Regions from separate parts of the Homo sapiens genome. Here region 2 is linked to region 1. Evidence: chromatin loops called from intact Hi-C (ENCODE). Cell type or tissue: spleen. All regions are shown on one strand. Links, peaks and the distances in the headings refer to the core of each region. The heading gives the core; the rest is flanking DNA. Region 1 overlaps HMG20A (high mobility group 20A). Region 2 overlaps HMG20A (high mobility group 20A).

The links. A loop is a pair of places that touch in the nucleus more often than their neighbours do. Peaks named below come from ENCODE experiments on the same cell type or tissue, not always from the same donor. Only the 100,000 strongest peaks of a DNase experiment are listed, where the experiment ranks them.
Region 2: it touches region 1 in a loop (2.1-fold over the local background); 51 of 110 quality-filtered maps call a loop at or near these places.

What each region holds. Positions count from the first base shown.
Region 1 is chr15:77,479,371-77,491,521 of GRCh38, reverse strand. HMG20A (high mobility group 20A) reads right to left here. Exons shown (of 10, transcript NM_001304504.2): 10 at 5,919-8,552. Among named protein-coding and RNA genes, the nearest start is that of HMG20A, 65 kb to the right of the region's middle. In spleen, for the core only: no CTCF peak of the experiment used is centred there; no DNase peak of the experiment used is centred there; H3K27ac peaks cover 6,058 bases.
Region 2 is chr15:77,429,134-77,441,284 of GRCh38, reverse strand. The region is part of intron 1 of HMG20A (high mobility group 20A); the gene reads right to left. Among named protein-coding and RNA genes, the nearest start is that of HMG20A, 14 kb to the right of the region's middle. RefSeq lists an enhancer at 10,836-10,935. In spleen, for the core only: no CTCF peak of the experiment used is centred there; no DNase peak of the experiment used is centred there.

The DNA of each region.
Region 1 (12,151 bases), core at 2,367-10,366:
TTGGAAATGCTTGAAAAAATGAATGTATCTAAAATACTCATTCTTCTGAGGGATGAATAAAATCCATAATTACTATATTAGTTTGTCCTTTAAACCAAGAAATTCTTTTGATAAATATAACATAAGTCTACTTCAAAAATCCACCGGCCCCAAGAAAAATAGGTTGTTGTCTTACATTCCAGTGCCTGGACCCAGCTGCCTTCAGTTGACTTCTATCCTTGAAGATAGCAAAAGCACCCCTCACAGGAGCCCATTTGCTGAGTCTTTAAACCTTCTGACTGTATCAGTGATGTCTTCTCACATTACCCTTCTTTGAATGATGCCAAATATATTTTTGACCAGTCTCTTTTAAGCAGACGCTTTCCATTTCTTGCCCCAGGATTTTCTAATGGTCAGGTTATGGCATGATTTTTATATCCTAGAACATTCAGCTGCTTTATGTCAATCTTAAACAAATGCAGATGCAAGTTTTAAAAATTCTTTTCCTAAGAAGCGTCAAGAATTAAAAAGGAGACCATTCCTTAATTTCACAGTTCAACGCACAACGTAACTGGATCTACATGTGTGCACATGCGCTGAGGATAGAAGGAATGTTAGCAAACACTGACCTGAACTTAGAATCTCAAGGAACCACAGACTTTTAGGAACTGAAAGGAACTTTTTAACTGATAGCAGGGAGATGTGTGTCTTGCCCAGGGGCTCATCTGTTGTTGGGACTTCAAGTTTAGCCAGTCAAAAACAAATCCTTGATTTTTCTTCCGTGATGTTTCATACTTAAGTCTGCAATCTCAGGCCATGGCACCTCTCTCCATTACCCAGTTTTCCAAGCCAAAAAAACTGAGTCATTCTTCTTCTTTTTCTTATAGAGATGGGGTTTCACCACGTTGCCCAGGTTGGTCTTGAACTCCTGGGCTCAAGAAATCTACCCGCCTTGGCCTCCCAAAGTACTGGGATTACACGCGTAAGCCACTGTGCCCAGGAAAAACTGAGTCATTCTTCTTTTTCTTTCATTCTCCACATCCCACTCCTCAGCAATTCCTGTCCATTATACTCCCAAACTATATCCTGAATTAATCTGCCTTTTCCCACCACTCTAGGCTAAGCCACTGTCATTTCTCACTTGGGTTCCTATGCCAGCCTTCTCCTAGTCTCTCTGATTCTTCTCTTGCCCACCCCACAATTCTCTATACAGCAGCCAGAGTGACCCTTTATTTTATTTTACTTTTTATTTTTTGAGACAGAGTCTTGCTCTGTTACTCAGGCTGGAGTGCAGTGGCACAATCTTGGCTCACTGCAACCCCCACCTCCTGGGTTCAAGGGATTCTCATGCCTCAGACTCCTGAGTAGCTGGGATTACAGATGCGCGCCACCACGTCCAGCTAATTTTGTTTTGTATTTTTAGTAGAAAAATACAAACATGGTTTCACCATGTTGGCCAGGCTGGTCTCCAACTCCTGGCCTCAAGTGGTCTGCCCACTCCCACCTCTCAAAGTGCTGGGATTACAGGCATGAGCCACCACGCCCGGCCTAGAGTGACCCTTTAAAAACAGAAATCAGATCTTGTCACTCAGTTGTGTAGAACTCTCTTCACATTACACTTATGACAAACTGCAAACTCTTTACGACACTTCTGAGGATCTACATGATCTTGCTATTGCCTGCCTTGCAACTTCAAAGCCACTCTGCCTCTCGTTTACTCTGCTCCAGCCTCACCAGCTTTTTCTATGCCTTGAAATTCCAGAGTTCATTCCTGCCTCAGGATTTCAGCCTTTGTATACCCTCAGCCCTTCACCGGGCTGGCTCCTTCAAATCAATTTTGTCTTTCTTCAGAAGATACTTTTTCAGAAAGGCCTTTCTCTATCCTAGCTTATATCATTTCTTCTTATCTAGGTAATTAGCTGAGATGAGTTTGTTAGGTTACTTGTTTGTAGTCTCTTTTTCCCCAGCAAGGGGAAGAGCTCTATGGGGACTAGGACCCAGAACAATTTCTAACGCAAGAAAGATATTCAACAAATATTGTTGAATAGGTCTAATTCCAGTTCTCAGACCCACCATACCATGCTACGGCTTTGAACTCATGCCACTCTCATTAGTTATCTCTAAGACAGTACGGCTATAGTGGAATGTAAAGCCACAGTTATCTGGATATAAACCATTTCTCTACCTGTTCCCTGTTCTGTAACTGCACAAGTCACTTATCAGATCTGTGTCTTAATTTACTTACTGTAAAAATGAGTACAGTAGTCCTACTCTGTAAAGTTGTGGAATTACATAATTTACATAAAAAGCACAGCAGAGTGGCCTATGGTATATGTCTGTTATTTCTCTTTTCCCTTTAGTCTTCCACAAATTATAACAACTTATATTTAAGTGTCTTCTACTCTATGAGAGGCACTATTCTAAGTGTTTTACATGGATTGACTAATCTACATAAAAACTCTACAGGACAGAAATGATAAATATCACTATGTTACAGATGAGAAAACTTAAGTCATACAGTGGTTTATGCAACTTGCCTAAGGTCACGTAAGAGGAAAGCAGCAGAATCCAGACCTGAACCCAGCAGTGTTGTCCAATTTCAGAGGTAATAAAACAGTCATTGACTATCTTTATTGTGATCCCATGGTAAGAAACACATTTTACATTAAAAGTGTATGTAGACATATGACTGTATCTGAAGTGTAAGTTTCACAAAATAATACCCTTAACTACCTGTAGTGCATTCTGATAGTTTCTCATTTTAATTTTTAAAAATGTTTTTGACCAACTTACTGATTTAATGATCTATGAATGAATCAAAAGTGAACTTTGAAAAACTGCTTGTCTAAATTACAATTAATCCAAATGTTCTGACCTTCCAGCTACCTCAACCTCTACCAGACAAACTCTGATAGCTATCAGTTCAGATTTTCATATTTCATTTACATTCCAGATAAAGCCCTTATTAATTAGTTAAGATACTGATCCCCCACCCTGACTCAGATCTACTCTCTATTGCAAACTCTTTTGCACTTATGGAAAAAATATCTCATCAGGTAAGATTCAAATAACTTTTTCACTCTCTAAAAATTATTTGTCTCTATTAAAACTATTAATACAAGCTGCCCTATGTTAGAAATATTTATGTACAAGTCTGTCCTTCCCACTAGATTATCAGAAATTATGGAGGGCAGAAACCATGTTTTATAAACATCTTTGTATTCCCAAATAAAGGGTGAATTAAAGTGAAATGAAGAGAAGTTGGTATAAAAAACTCTGGCTCTTAAGTGTTGGATGGTGTGTGTGTGTGAGAGAGAGATTCAAATAAGAGAATCTCTTACACTGAATCTTACATATTCCCACATAAACATATAAGACATCCTCCCACTGATCTGGTGTTGCAGGTGGTTTATAAAAATCCTTCTATCTGGAAAATCTGCATTGGCCATGCACTTAATTTCCCAATGCCATTCTTATCTTCTTGTGGCTCCTCCTTTTGCATTTCACTAAGCTAAGAGAATTTACATTTCTACCTCTGGCAAAAGTTTCCCCCTGTAGACACATAGTCTTGTGAAAACTAAACTGAAATGGTTTCTGGATGAGCAGATGTACATTAACAATTTCACCTAGTCTGATTCTCAATCCTGATTTCTTTAATGGGCTGGCATATAAACTACTGCTTATATCCATAGATACTGAAGTATATATTTGAGTGCAGGCTATATATCAAAGGTAAACAAATAAAACAAAGAAAAAACCCCTGACTTGGAACTCTCAGTTGCAAGGCAGGAAATTCTTTCAGAGGGCAGGAAGTAGCTATGAGCTTTTCCGCTAAGCAATACTTCAATTTCCCCACCCTTAGGGAAAGCTTGTCCTGGTGTTGTTTCAATTCAGCAGATGCTGAGCAGTTAGAGAAAGGGAACAAACAACTAGGGGAAGTATTACCACCTGTTTATGTTGATTTTTACTAAACAAGACTGGCCACCAGCTGTTGTAGGGTAGGGGAAGAGCTAGATGGGAACAGGAAATGGCAACTCAGATGGAAGCCAGTTTTTGGCTTTCTGGCTCTCCGGGGGAAAAAAGTATCACGGAAGTACATGGTCATTCTCAAATGGCCAAGAGACAAAGGCAAGATAATGCACTCCATTCACTAGCATGGCGGGGTTGGGCTTAGAGTGCATAAATGAAGTCACACATAGTTATGAAATTAACATTAGTTGCCTACTCTATATTCATTTTCTCCTTCTTCCTTACTAAAACCTGTATTGTTGGGCACAGTGACGTCCATGCAAAAATGATATTTCTTGGCCTCCTTTATAGCTAGCTATAGTCACATGATTGAGTTCTGGCCAAATTAAGTGAAAGTGTTGAATACGATTTCCAGGAAGACTCTTTAGAGGGCCCTGACTCAGCTAGGTTTGCTCATTTTGTCCTTGCCCTCTTTTCCTCATGCTGCCAGGAATTTCAGAGTGATGGCTGATGGTCAAGTGGCTATTTTGGACCACGGGGTGACCTTGAGAAAGATCATGTTGTGGAACAGACAGGAGCCTCCATACTAGCCTTTAACTGCCCAACTTTGGCATAGTTTTCTATGAGAAAGACACACTTCTTATTTAAGCTGTTGCTAGTTCTGCTTAATGTAGAGCCAAACTCAATCCTAACTGAGATACCCTGATAGTTACTGGCAATCATGTAACAGATACTTCCTATCTTCCTGTCCTCCAAGGCAAGGTGGATTCTGTTACCTTACTCTATCCTTCTTACAATAGTACAGGATTGCTGAGGCACGTGTTATGTCAGAAGAGGAAACTGGAGTTGAAACAAATCAAGACTTGCCCAATGCCACACAAATGGCTACTTGGAGAGCAGCAGGCTCTGGAAACCAGGTTGCCTCACCCCTAGGATTTTTAAAAGCATAGTAGAAATAGGTGACAAATTTCCTTTAAAAATATTTTGATTAGTTATTTTCAAAAAGCAAGCATTTGGCTGGGCGTGGTGGCTCATGCCTGTAATCCCAGCACTTTGGGAGGCCGAGGCTGGTGGATCACAAGGTCAGGAGTTCAAGACCAGCCTGGCCAACATGGTGAAACCCTGTCTCTACTAAAAATACAAAAATTAGCTGGGCATGGTGGCGTGCACCTGTAATCCCAGCTACTCGGGAGGCTGAGGCAGGAGAATCGCTTGAAACTGGAAGGCGGAGTTTGCAGTGAGCGGAGATCGTGCCACTGCACTCCAGGCTGGGCAACAAGAGCAAAACTCCATCTCAAAAAAAAAAAAAAAAAAGCAAGCATTTAAGCACATCTCCTTTCTTCTATCAAATGATCTTCTATCAAGGGGACATCAGAGTCACTGACTTTAAAAACATCCTTGTAAGTTGTCTTCAGAATACTACTGCTATATTAAAATGAATTAGAATTCACTGTATTGTTACAGCATACATTAAAAGAGCTGACTTCTCAAACCGGTAAAGATACATTTTGAAGTAGCAATTAGTAAAATGAATGTGTTACTGTTTTAAAAGCATAACAGATGTCATGATTAATGTAGAGTTGACAAAGTCTTTAAGAGGAAAAAACAGAAATAGAACTTTTTTATTTATTTTTTATTTTTTTGAGACGGAGTCTCGCTCTGTTGCCAGGCTGGAGTGCAGTGGCACGATCTCGGCTCACTGCAACCTCCACCTCCCAAGTTCAAGTGATTCTCCTGCCTAAGCCTCCTGAGTAGCTGGGACTACAGGCTCATGCCACCATGCCCGGCTAATTTTTGTATTTTTAGTAGAGACGGGGTTTCACCAGGTTGGCCAGGATGGTCTCGATTTCTTGACCTCGTGATCTGCCTGCCTTGGCCTTCCAAAGTGTTGGGATTACAGGCATGAGCCACCGTGCCCGGCCAGAGGTAGGACTTTTTGTTACAAAGCAAGTAAAATTGAAACAGGTGAATTCAACGTAGAAAAGTTTTAATGAGACAAATGTCAAACAAGCACATCAACTTCTTAAAAAACAAAGAAAATCTGAAAGTTTAATTACAAAAACACTTATACAGAAAACTTGGCATTTCAACAGTTCCAAACACATGTACACAAGTTTTTTCTAAAATCAGTCAGAAATAAAATACCTTGTCTCCCTTTCCTCAGCTGCTTCTTGTATTTTAATTAAAAAGAAACAAAGAAATCTGTAACACTGAATAGGCAACAACTTATTTCTTGAGAACATAAAAGTACAGTAATATCTACAGGTGTACTGGGAAACATGAGTTAGGTATTGTGCTAGCCTGTAACTTCATTTACTGCCTCCTCACTGAGCACAGAGGAGAGAGGAGGTGGCACAGACCTGGTCTATAGATACTGACAGTTTTGTGGCATCTGAATCCCAGCCACCAGAGGCAGGTGAGTAGCTACTGGGAAAGACAGCATTTCAGAAGCAAGCTGCTTATTTTGTGAAAATGATTTCATACTGTAGGCTCTCTTGAAATCTCATGCATTCCTGAATATGCAAATGTTTCAAGTCACTGTCAAGTGTCCCATCTAGAGTCAGAAGAATGATGATCCTGGACCATGTTATGGCCTTTTCTGGTCACAAAAGCAGTGCTAGCAATGCTGCACAAAACTGAACACAAATGAGAAACAGAAATATGAGGAGGAAGGAAGACAGGACACAAAGCATCTGGCAGAAGGAAAAAACAAAACTCCAGAATGGGCTCTGGATGTCCTTCTGCCATAGACAGTGAGTTCTAGCTTGGGCTTTGCAGACAAGGAGTCTAAGAGAAGTGGCAGAAATAGCAGATGATGGCAGGGAAATAGGAAAATACAGAAGAGCAAGAGAACTGGCTAGGTTTATAGCAATAGATAATAATGGGGTCTTATTCTAAAAAATTGCCAAGTGATGGTATGTGGGTTTCAGCGCATGGATATTTGATATATGTTCATATAAGACATTTTAAAAACAGATTTTGTTGCTGTTGTTTTCCTTTGGACTAATAAAGAAAACAGGCAAGGAGATGCTGAGAAGACAGGATGGTGTAGCAACATGACAGGTAGTTCTGCCCTATGCCCTGACTTATGGGCATACTATGAGAGGGGCCGCACTTCTATCCACCTGCCTGCAGTGGTGTGGGGCCCAGACAACGGGCTCTGCTTGCTCTGCCTTTGGTTCCAAAGATCTCAGCTGTAACCTTTAGCCTTGTGCTCTGCAGTGTCAAAACAAAAACAAAAACAAAAACAATGAACAACCAAAAAACCCTGAGGTAAGAATCAGAACCTCTCTTTCCTTTTGCTGTTAAAGGAACCAGAAACTGCTAGGCGTGATGCTTGAGCCCAAGAGTTGTAGGCTGTAGTGTGCTATGATAGCATCTGTGAATAGCCACCGCACTCCAGCCTGGGCAACACAGGAAGACCTCATCTGTAAACAAAACAAAACAAAACAAAACAAACAAAAATGAACCAGAAAGTCCTCTTTACTTATGCTGTTAAAGAAAAAATCACTAAGGAGGGGGAAGGAAGGGAAGCCTGTCTTCCTCACATGGATTCAGCAGTTAATGGCTACAGAAGGAAGACAAAGGACATGAGAATTCTTCCTTGCTTTTTTTGTGAGCTCAAGTGACTATTTTGAATGATATTTCCACCTATCTAGATCTATGAATCATTACTCCTAAAGAAGACAGGAATTCCCTCAGTTTTCACTTACAATAAACTTAGGGCTTTGTACTCTTTCCCTTTCTCCTCTGTTTACAAGTGACCTTTTCCTCAGCAAAAATGCTCCACAAGACATTGTCAACAGATGGGAACAGAAGAGCCTTGCTGGGGCTGGGACTCCATGTCTGTGCAGGAGCAATGCTTAGAAAACAGCAGGCAGTACCAGTGAGGAAGGAAAGAGCATTCTCCTTTAGGGCAGCAATCACAAAGCCACACTGAGGGCTGGCACCCACTGAGCACCGTGTGGGGTAGGAAACACAGCCTTGCTCCACAGGGCACTGTCAGCAAGAAGCTCCTTTCTTTGGAGTCACAGCAGGGCAATGATGGGAGAAGACTGGGCCTGTCCAATGCAAGAAACTCTCCTTCAGAACCTTGCTGAGCAACCAGTTAGTCCAGAGGTCAGAAAATGGAGATGTATAAATTGGTGGGGGCCAAGGAAAGCAAAAATAACCCCCAGAGGCATTTAAAAAAGTGACAGCTAGGTAAGAAAACTGGAGCTCCACTGATAAAAGGGTCTAAGCGAAATTACAATGAAAAGTCTTCCTTTCTGCAGCAGCAGATGTCAGCATCCGGGTCACCTAGTAAGCTGAAGATATGCAGATCCACTTTAACAGAAATGGAAATGGTAGGAACCTGAAGACCCGGGAGAGTGGCTGTACACCTTCAAAGCTTCACATAAGGACAATTCCATAGGAAGCTCATATACATGTTGCTGCTCCCTCATTTGGCTTCCTGGGGTGATGGCCTTTCACTCACTGATAATTCTTTCACAAGCAAAGGGATCTGCACTCTTTCTCTGCCCCCACTCAGTTCAAATTTCCATGGATGGCTTCTCATTCCTCACAAGTAAAAACACTTATGGAACATCTTGGAGTTCTAAGACCTGTAGAATCAGGAAAACAAAACAAAACAAAAACAAAAACAAACAAGGAAAATAACACCAAGAAAGTAAGTATTGAATGGAAGGGGTTAGCGCTATGGATTTTAAAAATGCTTTGGTTTCATAAGCGTTAAAGTGAGTGCAGGGTGTATGTAAACTGAAGAACTCATAAAGCTGTAAGCAGGCAACCTCATTGAGATGTTTTACATAACATTTCAATGAGAAACATGGCCCTGTTCCAGTTCAGCAACAATGGGAGGTAGGAAAATCATCAGCTAAACACAGAAAAGCAACTATCAGGGACAAACCTGAGGAGGGAAAATGAGTACCCTACTTTAGTCTGAAGAATGTATGGTCAATCAAAACCAATTTTCTTCAAGTGTTAACTAAGGATATCTGCATGTATAGAGATGTATTATGTGCATATAATCAAGAACATTTCTCATATTAATAAAAATACAGTCACATAAGATTTTTTTTCCCTAAACTCAAACAGCCAAATATTATCATTGAAATCAGGCAACATATGCATTTTAATAGTTTATATAAGGTAGTCACCTTTCAACTTAAAATCACCCTCATGGCCTCCTCCTAGCTCCACTTGTCTCTAGGTACTACTCAGCTACAAGAAAGGTGACAGACAGGTAGGGTAATTCTTCCACTGTATATTTATCAAAATAATTTTAAAATGAGCTAAAATTCTATAACATTATAATTCCTGGATTACAATTTTTATCTGTTTACTTCCTATGTATCTTAATGCTCTATTTCAGGATTTTTTAGTGCTTTCCCCTTCCCCCATCCACCTCTTCCTTAGAGCAATGTTTTAGAAACCCAGTGAATGAGAGAGTTTAGATATCTGTGGTTCTAGTCTTGGATTCTGTACTCATCTACGCAGATATTTTCAAGCAAGATGTTTCTCCTCTCTGGGATTCAGTTTCTTCATATATAAAATGTTAGATTTCTAAAGGTCCCTAATATGCTCCTCTGAAACTTGTAGACCATTAGCTTCCCTTCACTCACTGGCTCCTGACAGTGGATGAAAACTTTGCCAAACTCTTGTCAGAGTAATTAATTGCATCATGAGTGCTGGGGACATCAGCCTCGCTGTCTGTACATATTTGTATAATGAGGCCAAACCAGTATTAATCACAGTCTTTGTAATTGTTTCCTTTGACAGTTTTGGGGGTGTGGGGAACCATCTATTGTTAGTTATGTTTGCATGGCTAGACTGTAAGAATCTGTAGTAATATAACAGTTCACACTTTTAGCTATTTTTTCAGGGGCAAAATATTTGTAGGTTAAAATCAAGGATAATAGTAATATTCTAAGTTTTCAAAGACTCATCAGAAAACAAATAATATAGTTTATACTCTTGAGATGAAAAAAGCTTTAGGAGAGTCTTACTGGCAAAATGCTCAAAATGGAAAACCACTTTTGGGTCAATACTTAATTAGCTGCCCTGTATCTATGTGAAGAGACACGATGTTATCAATTAATGTTTTCTTTCACAATCTTCCACACTGTTTCTCCCAGCTCTCACTTTTCAAGCCTACAAGAGTGCTAATTGAAAACACTGTACGAAAATGGGAAGGATGATGAGCTCCTGAATATCCCAGGCCTAGATTTACAAGCTGTTCCCTTCATAAGCAGCAGCAGTAATGCCACTTCTTTATTCTGCAGGGAGTCCAGCCATCTCTAAGAAGTACAGTCCATTCCATCTGGCTACTCCCTAGAAGGATAGTAATCCTTTCCCCATCAGAGCATGGCTGAGGCTAAAATATAATGCATTGCCTTGTACAGTTACCATCCAAGGGCATCACCAAGAAGTATAAAGACTTCTGCCTTTGTCTTTACTAGGCATTTATCTTTATATATGTTGCTCAAAGTCCAAACCAAACCAGAATATAAATTATGTATATGAGTGTGCTCATGTACTCACAGGACAAATAAAGATTCAAACCCATGACCATTCTAAGGAACATATCCTGCTGTTGACTCTTATTTTAGTATCCATATATGGCCACCTCATTGTAGAGTCTAATCTTAAAATTTCCACACAGTTTATATGTCTGCAGGTATGGAATAACTTAACCAATAGAGCAAAGGGATGCCAGTTTTGTGGGATGGCATAGTAAAGGGGTATCCTATCTCTAGGAATTTGAATGAATAAATACCAATTCCATTTGAGAAATGACCATTAGTACCAAAAAGTGTCATGGGTAGATCTCTTCTGGAAAAAAAAAAAAAAAAGGATACATACTACTGCTCATTTGTTGAACATATTTTTTAAAAACTTATTTTCTCTCTCTTTTTTGCTTATTGAGAATTTTATATTTTTATTTTGTTTTTTTTTTTTTTGAGACAGAATCTTGCTCTGTTACCCTGGCTAGAATACACTAGTGTGACCCTAGCTTACTGAAACCTGAACTCCTGGGATTAAGTGATCCTCCTGCCTCAGCCTCCTGAGTAGCTAGGACTATAGGTGTGCGCCATCATGCTCAGCTAATTTTTTTCATTTTTTTTTAAAGCAGGGGTCTCACTATTTTGCCCAAGCTGGTCTTGAACTCCTGGGCTCAGGCAATACTGCCTCAACCTCCCAAAGTGCTAGGACTACAGGTGTGAGCCACTGTGCCCCACCAAGAGTTTATTTATTTTTTATTTAAAAAAATTTTTGAGACAGTGTCTTGCTCTGTCACCCAGGCTGGCATGCAGTGGTCTGATAATGGCTCACTGCAGCCTCGCCTTGACCTTCTAAGCCCAAGTGATCCTCCCACTTTAGCCTCCCAAGCAGCTGGGACCACAAGCGCATACCACCATGCCTGGCTAATTTTTTGTATTTTTTGTAGATACGGGGTTTTGTCATGTTGCCCAGACTGGTCTTGAACCTGGACTCCAGCGATCTGCCTGCCTTGACCTCCCAAACTGCTAGGCTTACAGGTGTGAGCCATTGCACCTGGCTGAAGAGTTTATTTTTTAATCTATCAAAACCAGGGAGTTACCTGTTTGTATGGTGAGTCCACATCAACATTTAACAGACAACAGTCACTGTGTTATTGAGTGGTGAATATAAAAGCTTCCTACTTATGTAGGCTCACATACATACAATGTCTCACTGACTACTTCTAAATTATCATTAGTATTTTCCAGAGAAAAGGAAGATTAAAAATTAAGTTATATTTATTTTGTTCTGAGTGCTGTTTTGGGGATGATTTCTTCTAAGTTTCCCACTCACTTTTCAAAACCTTTTGGGAAACTAATGCCCAAGAATACAGCTAATAAGTGACAAAGCTAGAAATGAGGTCAAGCCACAAAAACCATGCTTTTCCCATTAAACCATTCTGAAGCAAGCATAAGAAAAAACTGTCTTGAGTCTGTTTTCTTTTATTTTTAGAGACAGGATCTCTCTGGACTTGAACTGCTGGGCTCAAGCAATCCTCCCACCTCAGCCTCCCAAGTAGCTGGGACTACAGTGATTCTCTTTTCTAATATTATTTACTACATTTAACAACCATGCAACAGGAATCTTAACCAAGTCTCCAACTTGTTCATCCAATGTAATCCCAGGGTTTTAGTAGTATTGATAAAGTCTGATGACATCT
Region 2 (12,151 bases), core at 2,282-10,281, 50 kb after region 1:
ATCTGGGAGGGAGTCTCAGTTTATACTGAGGGCTCTGGAGTCAGACTGCCTAGATTCCAATCTCATCTTTTACGTATTAGCTGTGGAACTTGGGCAAGCTAGTCAAAAGCTCCAAACCAAGGTTTTCTTATCCTATAAATGAGAAGAGTAATAGTACATACTATATAGAAGTTATCTCAAGAAGTAATCTGTGTAAATAAAGCAGGTAGTATGGTGTCATCATATAGTAAGAGCCTAATAACAATAATGATAGCAATAATTGCAGCAAGAATTTATTGCTTACTAAGTACCAGGCACTATTTTAAGAGCTATACGTGTATGATACCACTTAATCCACACATCTGCCGTATCAAGTAGATATTATCATTAGCACCTATTTTATAGTGAACAAACTGATCCACAGAGGGGTTAAGTAACTTACAAATGTTTACTGTGATAGTCACTATGGCTATTCAAAAATATTTAGATCTCCTTTCAGAAACATAAGAGGAAACTTCCTCACTGCCTCAGAGAAGACACAAGGACCATGTAACTCATGGGCAATGAAAGTGAGTGACATATGATTCTTCTGGGCAGAAAATCTGAGTCTATAAGCAATTTGCCATGTTTCCTTCCCCTGAATACAGTGACTGTGGAAGTATATATTATAATGTAGTTTACATCCGCCTGGTTGTCTAAGTGACCACAAATAGCATAGCCCCATGTTGACTCACTTTGGACAAATAGCATAAGTGAGAAAAGAAAGCCACTGAGATTTTGTGGTTGTTTATTACCACAGCAATATAAATAGCAATAACCTAGCCTATCCTAACTGACACCTTCTCAGTTAATAAATTTCAGATTTAAGTAACATCATTATCTACTTATTTATAGTTAATACCCAAGGTTTCAAAATAAATTATGGGAGAAAACAGTACATTTCTATCCATTTACTTCTTTTTGTGTGTGTAAACCAACAAAAGTTCACTATTATCTAGTTTAATACCACAATTTAAGAATTGTTGGTCTAAATGTCTTCATGATCTTAGGCTAGGCAAAGATTTCTTAAAGAGGACAAAGCACTAACCACATTAGAGAAAAGTGACAAATTGGAGTTCACTATAGTTAAGAATGTCTGTTCATCAGAAGATCATGTTAAAGGAGTAAAAAGGCAAGCCACAGACTGGGAAATTATATTTGTAATACATATATTCCCTAAAGACTCATATTTAGAATATACGAAGAACTCCTAAATATCACTAAGATTAAAAATAAATGACCCATTTTTTTAAAAAAGGGGGCTAAATACAAAGCAAGCACTTCATAAAGAGACTATCCAAATGATCAATAGCTATAGAAAAAGAGACAGTATTATATACCCACCAGAATGGCTAAAATAAAAAAAAATGACAATACACAGTGGTAGCAAGGATGGAGAGGAACTGAAATTCTCTGACGGTGCTACTGGGAATCTAAATGGGGACAATCATTTTGGAAAACTATTTAGCAATATCTGTTAAAATACACCTATCCTATGAACCAGCAACTCCATTCCTAGTAATATATCATAGAGAAATGAGTGTATATAACCAACAGAAGACATGTATGCGAATGTTCATAGCAGCTTTTTAAATAATAGCCTCAAAGTGGAACCAACCCATGTGTCCATCAACAGTAGCATGGATATGTTATGATATAGTCCTACAATGAAATCAGTGGAATACTATACAGATTGAACTACTGCTACATGCAACATGGATGAATTTCATAGATATAATGATGAGCCAAGAAGCCAGACCCACGAGAATAAATATTCTATGAATATATTTATATGAAGCTCAATAACAAGTAAAACAACCGTATAGTGACAGAAATCAGAATAGTGGTTATCTCTCGTGGGGAGAGAGAAGGTAATGACTGAAGAGCCTCCTAGAGTGACGAAAATATTCACAGGCACATATATATCTATGTAAAAATTCATTGATTTTTGTACTTTACTGTATGTACCACAGTTTTAAAAAGTAAAAGAAAAAAAGCAGCATTGGTTAAGATGAGAATTCCAAGATTAGAAGGTCCCACAAAGATCACTGAGTCCAATCATACAACCAAGGCTCAGCCCCCAACCTGAAAGCCTCTCTTGGGAATGTCTACTTCCACTTCTCAATAGCTCTGACAATTGTAAAGTTATTCTTTATAATGAACTCCAAACCTACGGACGGGCGTGGTGACTCACGCCTGTAATCCCAGCACTTTGGGAGGCTGAGGCAGGTGGATCACGAGGTAAGGAGATCGAGACTATCCTGGCTAACACGGTGATACCCCGTCTCTACTAAAAAAATACAAAAAAATTAGCCGGGCGTGGTGACAGGTGCCTGCAGTCCCAGCTACTCGGGAGGCTGAGGCAGGAGAATGGTGTGAACCAGGGAGGCGGAGCTTGCAGTGAGCCGAGATCACGCCACTGCACTCCAGCCTGGGTGACAGAGGAGACTCCGTCTCAAAAAAAAAAGAAACTTGAAAACATTTTCTCTTGAAATGAAATTTATCTGGTTTAAAATTGGTAGTAAACAGGCATTTTTTCAAGGGTTTTGGGAAATGCTAGTAGCCTGAAAGCTGTTTCAAATTGTTGTGCTTATAATTTTCTACCAAACGTACAATTAAGCATCTTATTGTATTAAAACCAGCTTCAAAAACAATAATTAAAAACTACATCTAAGATGGAGAAAGCAAACCCAAGCTATATAAGAAAATGCAGAGTATCTTGTAATATCAAATCATAATAGATGTGTATAACCTATAAAACACGTGAATACATTAATATTGTGAAATATGGTCATTTTTTGCTTTATTCTGATTATTCTGATTAAAAGACATGTCATATACTTACTGTGGTTGCATTATGGCATATTTATGTGACTAAAATAGTTAATAATATTTACAAACAATATTGTAAATCTCAGGAGTAACCAAATGCGATTAGACTAACTTTTCTTTGTAGGGCCCTTATGTATTTTTTTAAAATTGCAGTTTGGCTGGGTCCAGTCGCTCACACCTGTAATCCCAGCTCTTTGGGAGGCCAAGGTGGGAGGATCGCTTGAGCCCAGGAGTTTGAGACCAGCCTGGGCAACATAGCCAGATCCTGTCTCTAAAAAAAAAAAAAAAAAAAAAAAATTAAAACTAAAAACCTAGCTTGGTGTGGTGGTATGAGCTTGCAGTCCAAGCTACTTGGGAGGCTGAGGCGGGAGGATCACTTTTGCCTAGGAGTTCAAGGCTGCAGTGAGTTATCATGCCACTGCACTCCAGCTTGGGCCACAGAGCCAGATCTTGTCTCAAAAAAACGAACAAAATTGCAGTTCTAGAAAAGAAGACAAAGTTATTTAGTCAAGACTGCTATTGAGAACTCTCTATCTTTACTTTTAAAGAGTTTCAACTTAGGGCTGCGCACAGTGGCTCACACATGTAATCCCAACACTTTGGGAGGCCGAGGCAGGGAGATCATCTGAGGTCAGGAGTTCAAGACCAGCCTGGCCAACATGGTGAAACCCCATCTCTACTAGAAAAATACAAACATTAGTCAGGTGTGGTGGCGCATGCCTGTAATCCCAGCTACTCAGGAGGCTGAGGCAGGAGAATCGCTTGAACCCAGGAGGCAGAGGTTGCTGTGAGCTGAGATCACGCCACCGCACTCCAGCCTGGGCAACAAGAGTGAAACTCCGTCTCAAAAAACAAAAAAAAAGTTTCAATCTAAAAAATGTGGGTAGGTGTATTCCTCTGTGGGGGCTTAAATAAAATCTGCACACACTGCCAATTTAGCTTAGCACTGAGAAGACTAATCATCAAAAACTTCAAAAACATCAAAAACCAGAGGAAACAAGCAACTCCTTCATGCTCTCAGGGCACAGCACACACCTATGAAGTACTTCCCGACCTATAGTTTACCTAGGATGGCATGATCTATTTTCTTATTCATTACATATTTTCAGTAATATGTACCAGGTACATGGTTAAGATACCAGCAATACAATGGTGAACAAATTGTCTCTGCCCTCATGAAAAACTACAGTTGGAGATGAAAGACGTTCAGCAAATATACCAATAAATAAACTTTAAATTTGTTTAAAATGCTCTGAAGGAAAAGAACAGAAAGCTATAGAATAACAGGGGAGACTTCATTTAGACAGGGGACCTCTTTGAAGAAGGAACACATAACCTGAGAGCTAAATGTTAAGTAGGCACATTGCATACTGAGGAATTAGCTTATTAGGACCCAGAGGTGAGAGAGAACTTGATGCTTTGGAGGAAGTGAAAGGCGGCTTGTGGCTGGAGAAAAATGAGCCAGAGAGGAAAGCAACAAAGACAGGTAGACAGGAACCAAATCCAGAACAGATCTGGGGCCATGTCAGAAATCCGGGTTTTCCCCAAAGTATAAGAGTAAACCTCTGAGGAATTTTAAGGAGAAATTTTAAGGAGGGGCATGATGTGACATTTATGCTTTCTAAAAGTTCATTCTGACTTCTGTGTAAAGAATAGATGTGTAAGAATGGATCTAGAGGCCAGGTGTGGTGGCTCACACCTGAATCCCAGCACTTTGGGAGGCTGAGGCAGGTGGATTACTTGAGATTGGGAGTTTGAGACAAGCCTGGCCAACATGGTGAGATCCAGTCTCTACTAAAAATACAAAAATTAGCTGGGCATGGTGGTGCACACCCATGGCCCCAGCTACTTGGGAGGCTGAGGCAGGAGAATTGCTTGAACCTGGGAGGCAGAGGATTCAATGAGCCGAGAACATGCCACTGCACTCCAGCCTGGGCAACAGAGTGAGACTCTCCATCTTGGGGGAGGGAAAAAAAAAAAAGAAAATGGATCTATAAAGATCAGTAGGGAAGTAGTTACTGCAATAGTCCACCAGTCCACCATAGCATGACAGTGGCTTAGAAAAGGATAACAACAGTGGAGATGTAGCAAAGAGGGTGGATCTGAGATATATTTAGGAGGTAGAATCAATAGAATCTTGCAGTGGTCTGGATAGGGGGGTGTGTAAGTGTGTGTGTTGAACGGGTAAGGGGATTAGTAAGAGGTCTCAAGAATGAGCCCAAGATTTTTAACGAAGAAATTAGTAGACTGAGTTGTCATTTATGGAGATAAGGAATACTCGAGATGTAGAAGTAGAAAAAGTATTAAGATTAGACATGTTCATTTTAAGATGCCTTTGAGATAAAATATCAAGTTGTACTCTGTATACAGAACAAAAGTCTGAGATGGAGACAGGAGTTTAGGAGTTTCCAGCAAGTATAGTAGATAGTATTTTAAAGCATGAATGTATGATATAACCTCAGGAGAGATAATAGGTTAAAAGGAGTTAGAATTGTGTTCTGAGGAACTCAACAGTTAGAAGATGAGTAGAGGAGGAACTGCAAAAAGGACATGAACAGAGGTAGGCAGAGAGCCAGGAATGCGTGGTGTCAGACTATCTCAAGAAAAAAAAAAAAGATGCACCTACATGTTACTGAGGTTAAATGAGAATGTAAAAGATGCCCAAGTTTTTTGACAACATGGAAGTTATTAGTAACCTAGTAGAGCCCTTTTGATGGAATGGTGGGGTAGAAGCATACCACCTACATGGTTTGTGTATAGGGAATGTAGAGAAAAATAATACAGTCCTTCAAGTCATTGAGGGAGTGGAGGGTTTAAGTAAACTTAAAGTACAAAACAAATGGCTGGGTGCAGTGGCTCACACCTGTAATCCTAGCATTTTGGGAGGCCGAGGCGGGCGGATCACTTGAGGTCAGGTGTTTGAGAGCAGCCTGGCCAACATGGTGAAACCCCATCTCTACTTAAAAAAAATACAATAAAAGAATTTAGCCAGGCATGGTGGCACGCATCTGTAGTCCCAGCAACTTGGGAGGCTGAGGCAGAAGAACTGCTTGAGCCCAGTAGGCGGAGGCTGCAGTGAGCCAAGATCGCGCCACAGCACTCCAGCCTGGGTGACAGAGAAGACTGTCTCCAAAATAAATAGACTATAAAACAAAAATTATGCAAATTTTAAGTGTACAGCTTGACAACTTTTCATAGACTGTATCACCTGTAGCCTTATCAGAATAAACAGAATATTACAACAAGCAGAAATCCCCTACCTTATGCCCCTTCCCATTCACTATCCCTGTAAAAGTAATTACTATGACTTCTAAGATTTGTTCTGCTTGTTTCTGAACTTTATTCATATACTATGTAATTATTTGTACTTACATGCACTTATCTGGCTTCTTTTGCTCGATATTATGCTTGGTGATCATCCATGTAGATACAAGAAACATTTGTTTACCCATTCTATTTCGATGGACATTTGGGCTATTAAGAATGATGCTACTATGAACATTCTTGTCCATTTGTGTCTTTTGGTGAACATATAAATTTCTGTTGGGTGTATACCTAGGAACAGCTGGGTCAGAGGGTGTATGATCACCTTTGGAATATACGGCCAAATTGTTTTCCAAAATGGCTGTAAAAATACACACACCTACCAGAAACATATGAGTTTCAGTGTCTTCACATCATCAATACTTGATATTCTCAATCTTTTTAATTTTAGCCATTTCAGTGGGGATGTAGTGAGAGGCCTCAAGATACTGAGAGGTCCCAAGTATCTCACTGTGGCTTTAATTTGCACTTATTTAATGTAAATAAAATAGCTGGGTGCATATTGGCCTTTGGATAGTTTCTTTTGTGGAGTGCCTATTGAAGTATTTTGTCCTTTTCAAAATTTGATTATTTGTTTTTTCCTATTTATCTGTAAGAGCTCTACAAGTCCCTTGTTGAATACATGTATTACAAATATGTATTCTCACTCTGTGACTAGTGTTTTCACTCTCATAATGTCTTTTGAAGATAAGTTTTTAATTTCATAAACTCCAATTTCATGAGTTTATGAAGTTTTTAATTTCATAAACTCCAATTTCATGAGTTTATGAAGTTTTTAATTTCATAAACTCCTTCCTTTTCGGATCATTACCTACTCCAAGATCATAAAGGTGTTTTCCAGTTTCTCCCTAAATTTTTCTTTCACATTTAGCTCTATAATCCAACTAGACCTGATTTTTGTATATGTTGTGAGGTAAGGGTTCAAGATTCATTCCCTGCCCCTTCCACACAAAACCAGGCACCATTCAATGAAAAATCCATCCCTCCCCTACTGTGGTGGATGCTACTGTTGTCATAAATTGATTACATACATATGGGATTGTTTCTGGGCTCTCAATTATGTTCCACAGATCTGTCTATCCTTGCGCCATTACCACATTGTAATTACTGTAGCTTTATAATAAATCCTGTTATCTGATAAAGTCTTACAACTTTGTTCTTCAAGTTTGTCTTGACTACTTAGTCCTTTTCATGTCTATGTGAATTTTAGAATCAACTTGTAAGTCCCTCCTTCCATCATGTACACAAATCACCTGAGATTTTATTAGGATTCCATTTAATCTATAGAGCAATTTGGAGAGAAATGATATCTTTACAATACCAAGTCTTCCAATCTATGACTACCTATTATATCTTGTTTCTCTCTATGTTTTATAGTTTTCTGTGTAAAGATCTTACAAGACTTAAATTTGATTTGTTTGATTCTATTGTAAATGGCATTTTAAAAATTTCACTTTCTAACTGTTGGTTGCTCGTGTAAGTTTGCTTATTAATTCTAATAGTTTGTCTATAGATTCTTTTAGAGTTCCTATATTCCCAAGTAACACATTTAGGTTCACGAAAGAGATTGCTCTGTAAATATCTTCTCTCAAAATATCACTGCCAGCTCTTGGCATTAAGGCTTAGATGATCTCATAAAACGACTTGTATTCTATTGAAGAGTTTGAGTAACACTGGGGTTATTTCTTCTTTAAATATTTGTAAGAATTCACCAGTGAAGTCAGGTAGACCTGGTTTTCTTTGAAGAAATTTTTTTTTTTTTTTTTTTTTTTAGAGACAGGGTCTCTAACATCCAGGCTGGAGTGCAGTGGCACAATCACAGCCCACTGTAACCTCGAACTCCTAGCCTAAACCGATCCTCCTACCTCCCGAGTAGCTAGGACTATAGGTGCACGCTATCATGCCCGGTTAATTTTTAAAATGTTCTTGTAGAGACAGGGTCTTGAACTCCTGGACTTAAATGATTCTCTAGCTTTGGCCTCCTGAAGTGCTGATGTTACAGGCATTAGCCACCATGCCCAGCCAAAATTTTAAATACTGAATTCAATTTACTTAACAGATAAAAACAGTATTCAGATATTCTATTTCTTCATGTCAATTTTTTATATGCCAATTTTAATAAAGCATTTAACAATTTGTCCATTTCATCTAAAATTTCAAATCTGTCTATGTAAGGTTGTTCATAGTATCTTCCTACCTTTTTGACATCTGTAGAATCTGTAAAGAAATTTTCCCTTTTCATTCCTGATACTGGTAATTTATGCTCTTTTTTTTTTCTTTATCAATATTGCTAGAGGTCTATGCATTTTACTAATCTTTTTAAGGAACCAACTTTTGGTCTTGTTATTTCCTAATGCCAATTTGTTGTCTTTTTTTTTTTTTTTTTTTGAGTCGGAGTTTCGCTCTTGTTGCCCAGGTTGGAGTGCAATGGCGCGATCTCGGCTTACTGCAACCTCCGCCTCCAGGGTTCAAGTGATTCTCCTGCCTCAGCCTCCTGAGTAGCTGGGATTACAGGCACCTGCCACTACGCCCAGCTAATTTTTGTATTTTTAATAGAGATGGGCTTTTGCCATGTTGGCCAAGCTGGTCTCAAACTCCTGACCTCAGGTGATCCACCCACCTCGGCCTCCCAAGGTGCTGAGATTACAGGCGTGAGCCACTGCGACTGGCCAACAATTTGTTTTCTATTTCATTGATTTCTATTTTTTTATTATTTCCTTTCTTCTACTTACTTTGGGTTTAATTTGCTGTTCTTTTCCTACCTTGATGGGTATTTAGATAACTGATTTTTTACTTTTTTCTATTCTAATATATGCATTTAAGGCTATAAATTTTTCATTGAGTATATCTTTAACTGATTCACATGTATTTTCATAATCACGCTGTTGTAAATGTGTTCTAATTGCCATCGTGATTTCTAGATTGGCAGTTATTTTCTTTAAGGAACTTAAAGGTTGCATTCTCTGAGAATATATCCAAGGGAAATGAAATCACTATGTTGAAAAGATATCTGCACTCTCAGGGTTATTGCCAGATTATTCACAATAGCCAAGATATGGAATCAGCCTCAGTATCCATCAACAGATGAACACAGAAAATGTGGTATATACGCACAATGGAATACTATTCAGCTTTAAAAAAAGGAAGGAAATCCTGTCATTTGCAACAAAATGAATGAGCCTGGAGGGCATTATCTGTTAAGTGAAATTAGCCTGGCACTGACAAATACCATATGATCTCATATGTGGAATCTAGAAAACCTGAACTCATGGAAGTATAGAGTAGAATGGTAGTTACCAGGGGTGGGGTGGGGCTGGGAAGATGTTGGTCAAAGGACACAAAATTTCAGTTTGATAGGAGGAATAAGTTTGAGATATCTATTGTACAACATGTTAACTATAGTTAATAACAATGTATTATATTCTTGAAAATTGCTAAGAGAGTAGATGCTCAGTGTTTTTACCACATAAATTGTGTGAGGTAATACATATGTTAATTAGCGCAATTTAGCTATTCCACAATGTATACATATTTCAAAACATCATGCTGTACATGATAAATACATATAATTTTTGTCAATTAAAAAAACAAAAAAAACCAGCTGGGCATGGTAGCTCATGCCTGTAATTCTAGCACTTTGGAAGGCCAAGGCAGGCAAATCACCTGAGGTCAGGACTTCGAGACCAGCCTGGCCAACATGGTGAAACCTTGTCTCTACTAAAAATACAAAAATTAGCTGGGTGTGGTGGCATGCACCTGTAATCCCAGCTACTTGGAAGGCTGAGGCAGGAGAATCGCTTGAACACAGGAGGCAAAGGTTGCAGTGAGCTGAGATCACGCCACTGCATTCCAGCCTGGGTGACAGAGGGAGACTCCATCTCAAAATAAAATAAAATAAAATAAAAAATAAATAAACCAAGTAGGTAAAAGCAAAAAAACAAACAAAAAAGTTACATTGTATTGTTTTCTGGCCCCCATTATTTCTGTTGACAAGTCAGATGTCAGTCTAATTGTTCCTTTGAAGATTATGTGTCTTTTTTCCTCTGGTTACTTTCAACAGTTTTATTTTTACTATGAAGAATGAAAGTGTGGTACTCCTTGTATTTATTCTGCTTGTCGTTTCTTGCACTTTTCAAATCCATGGCTTGATATTTGTCATCGGTTTTAGAAAATTCTCAATCACTGTCTCTTAAAATATTACTGCTTCTAACTTTCTCTCCTCCAGTCATATGTATGTTAGACTTCTTCATCATTTCCTCATGTCTCTGTAATAGTTTCATATTGTTGCTGTCACAAGTTATCCAAAGCTATTGGCTTAAAGCAATACAAATTAACTTTCTTACAGTTCTAGACTCTGCCTAGCAAACACTGTGAGGGGAAAACAAGTTTTAAAAAAGTTTCTGGGTACTGTCCTTCTCTAGGGATCTTGACCCAAGAACTAGCTACCTGGAGATCTCTAAAATCCAAGTTTTGTCTGCTCCGCCCCATAAAACTAACAGCTTCTCTGCTTTTAGAAGAAACCCTCTGCTAAGTTTCACAGCATCTTGTCATGCTCTAAGAATTAGCAAATTCCTAGGAAAAAAGAGAAGCATGGAACATCAGCCCACTTCTCTGAAGCTCCTTTGGTTCTATGGTTGTGGTTTCTTAAGTCCTGGATGCCTCAGCAGGTCTCTGATGCCTTCACTTTTCTTTTTAATTCTCATCTTTCCTGTTCTTAGCAAAAGCATTAGTCTGCAGCAACCTCATCTCTCAGAGTCATAAGTGGAAACCATAGCTTGGGCTCTGAATAAAAACTCTACTGCTTATTAGTTAAGTGATTCGGCAAGTTATTTAACCTAGAGTATTTAAACATTTGAAGTTTCAATTTTCTTTCATGTAAAATGAACGTTAACACTATCTAATGAGGTTACTGTGAGGATGTGAAGATTAAATGAGACATATTTATAAAATGTCTGATAACAAAAACATTCTTATTGTAGGTTTTGTATGTGCCAAATACTTTATATAGATTTAATAATTTAATGTAGACATAGTTATCCTCCATTTCCTTTTCAAGACCACATATTAGTAAGTGATGAAGCTCAGATTTGATTCTAGAACACCAGTTTTCAATAACTACAAATTGTTGCTTCTATAATGTTGCTTGAGTATTGTTCCTGACACAAGTAAGTGGTCAGTAAATGTAAATTATTATTATATAGAAAATATAAATGCTTCAGAAATAGACACCAATCACATTAGTTTTTCTACTTTTTCTTCTGATGTTTCTCCTTTTCATTTTTGCAAAAACATTCTTACAACATCTTTCAATGTATTCTTAAAGACGCTATTGTGAAAAATGAATGTCTTACAGCCCACTGAGTAGATAGGCAATAATTTGCTTAGGCATTATTATATTGTTGAATATTTAGAAGGTTTCAAGTTTTAGACAGTATAGATATCAGTGCTATTAACATTTTGTGCCTTTAACTATTTTTCTTATTTAAAGTATTTTCTCAGAATGAAGTTCTATATGTGGAATTATTGGCTCAAAAGTATGAACATTTTATTATTTGTTGATATAACTGCTACTGTTATTAAGCCAAAAAGTTATGATAATTATGATGCCATCAAGCAACAAACATGAAGGTTTGTATCAAGAGAACAGGAATTAAAGCTATGAAGTATAGGAATGAAGGACATGTGGACATGGGGGAAAAAAAGGAGATATGAATTTTGAGGCTGGAAAAGAAAAAATGGGGTGCTGGAAATCATTTCTTTTGAAGCAGGCAAGCGCTAGTAATCCCAGCTACTTGGGAGGCTGAGGCAGGAGAATTGCATGAGCTCACTAGCGCCACTGCACTCCAGCCTGGGAGACAGAGCAAGACTCCGTCTCAAAAAAACAAAAAAAACAAAAAAACCCACCATATTAAATTATTATTATTTTGTTTAGTAGAGATGGGGTCTTGCTATGTTGCCTGTGTTAGTCTCAAACTCC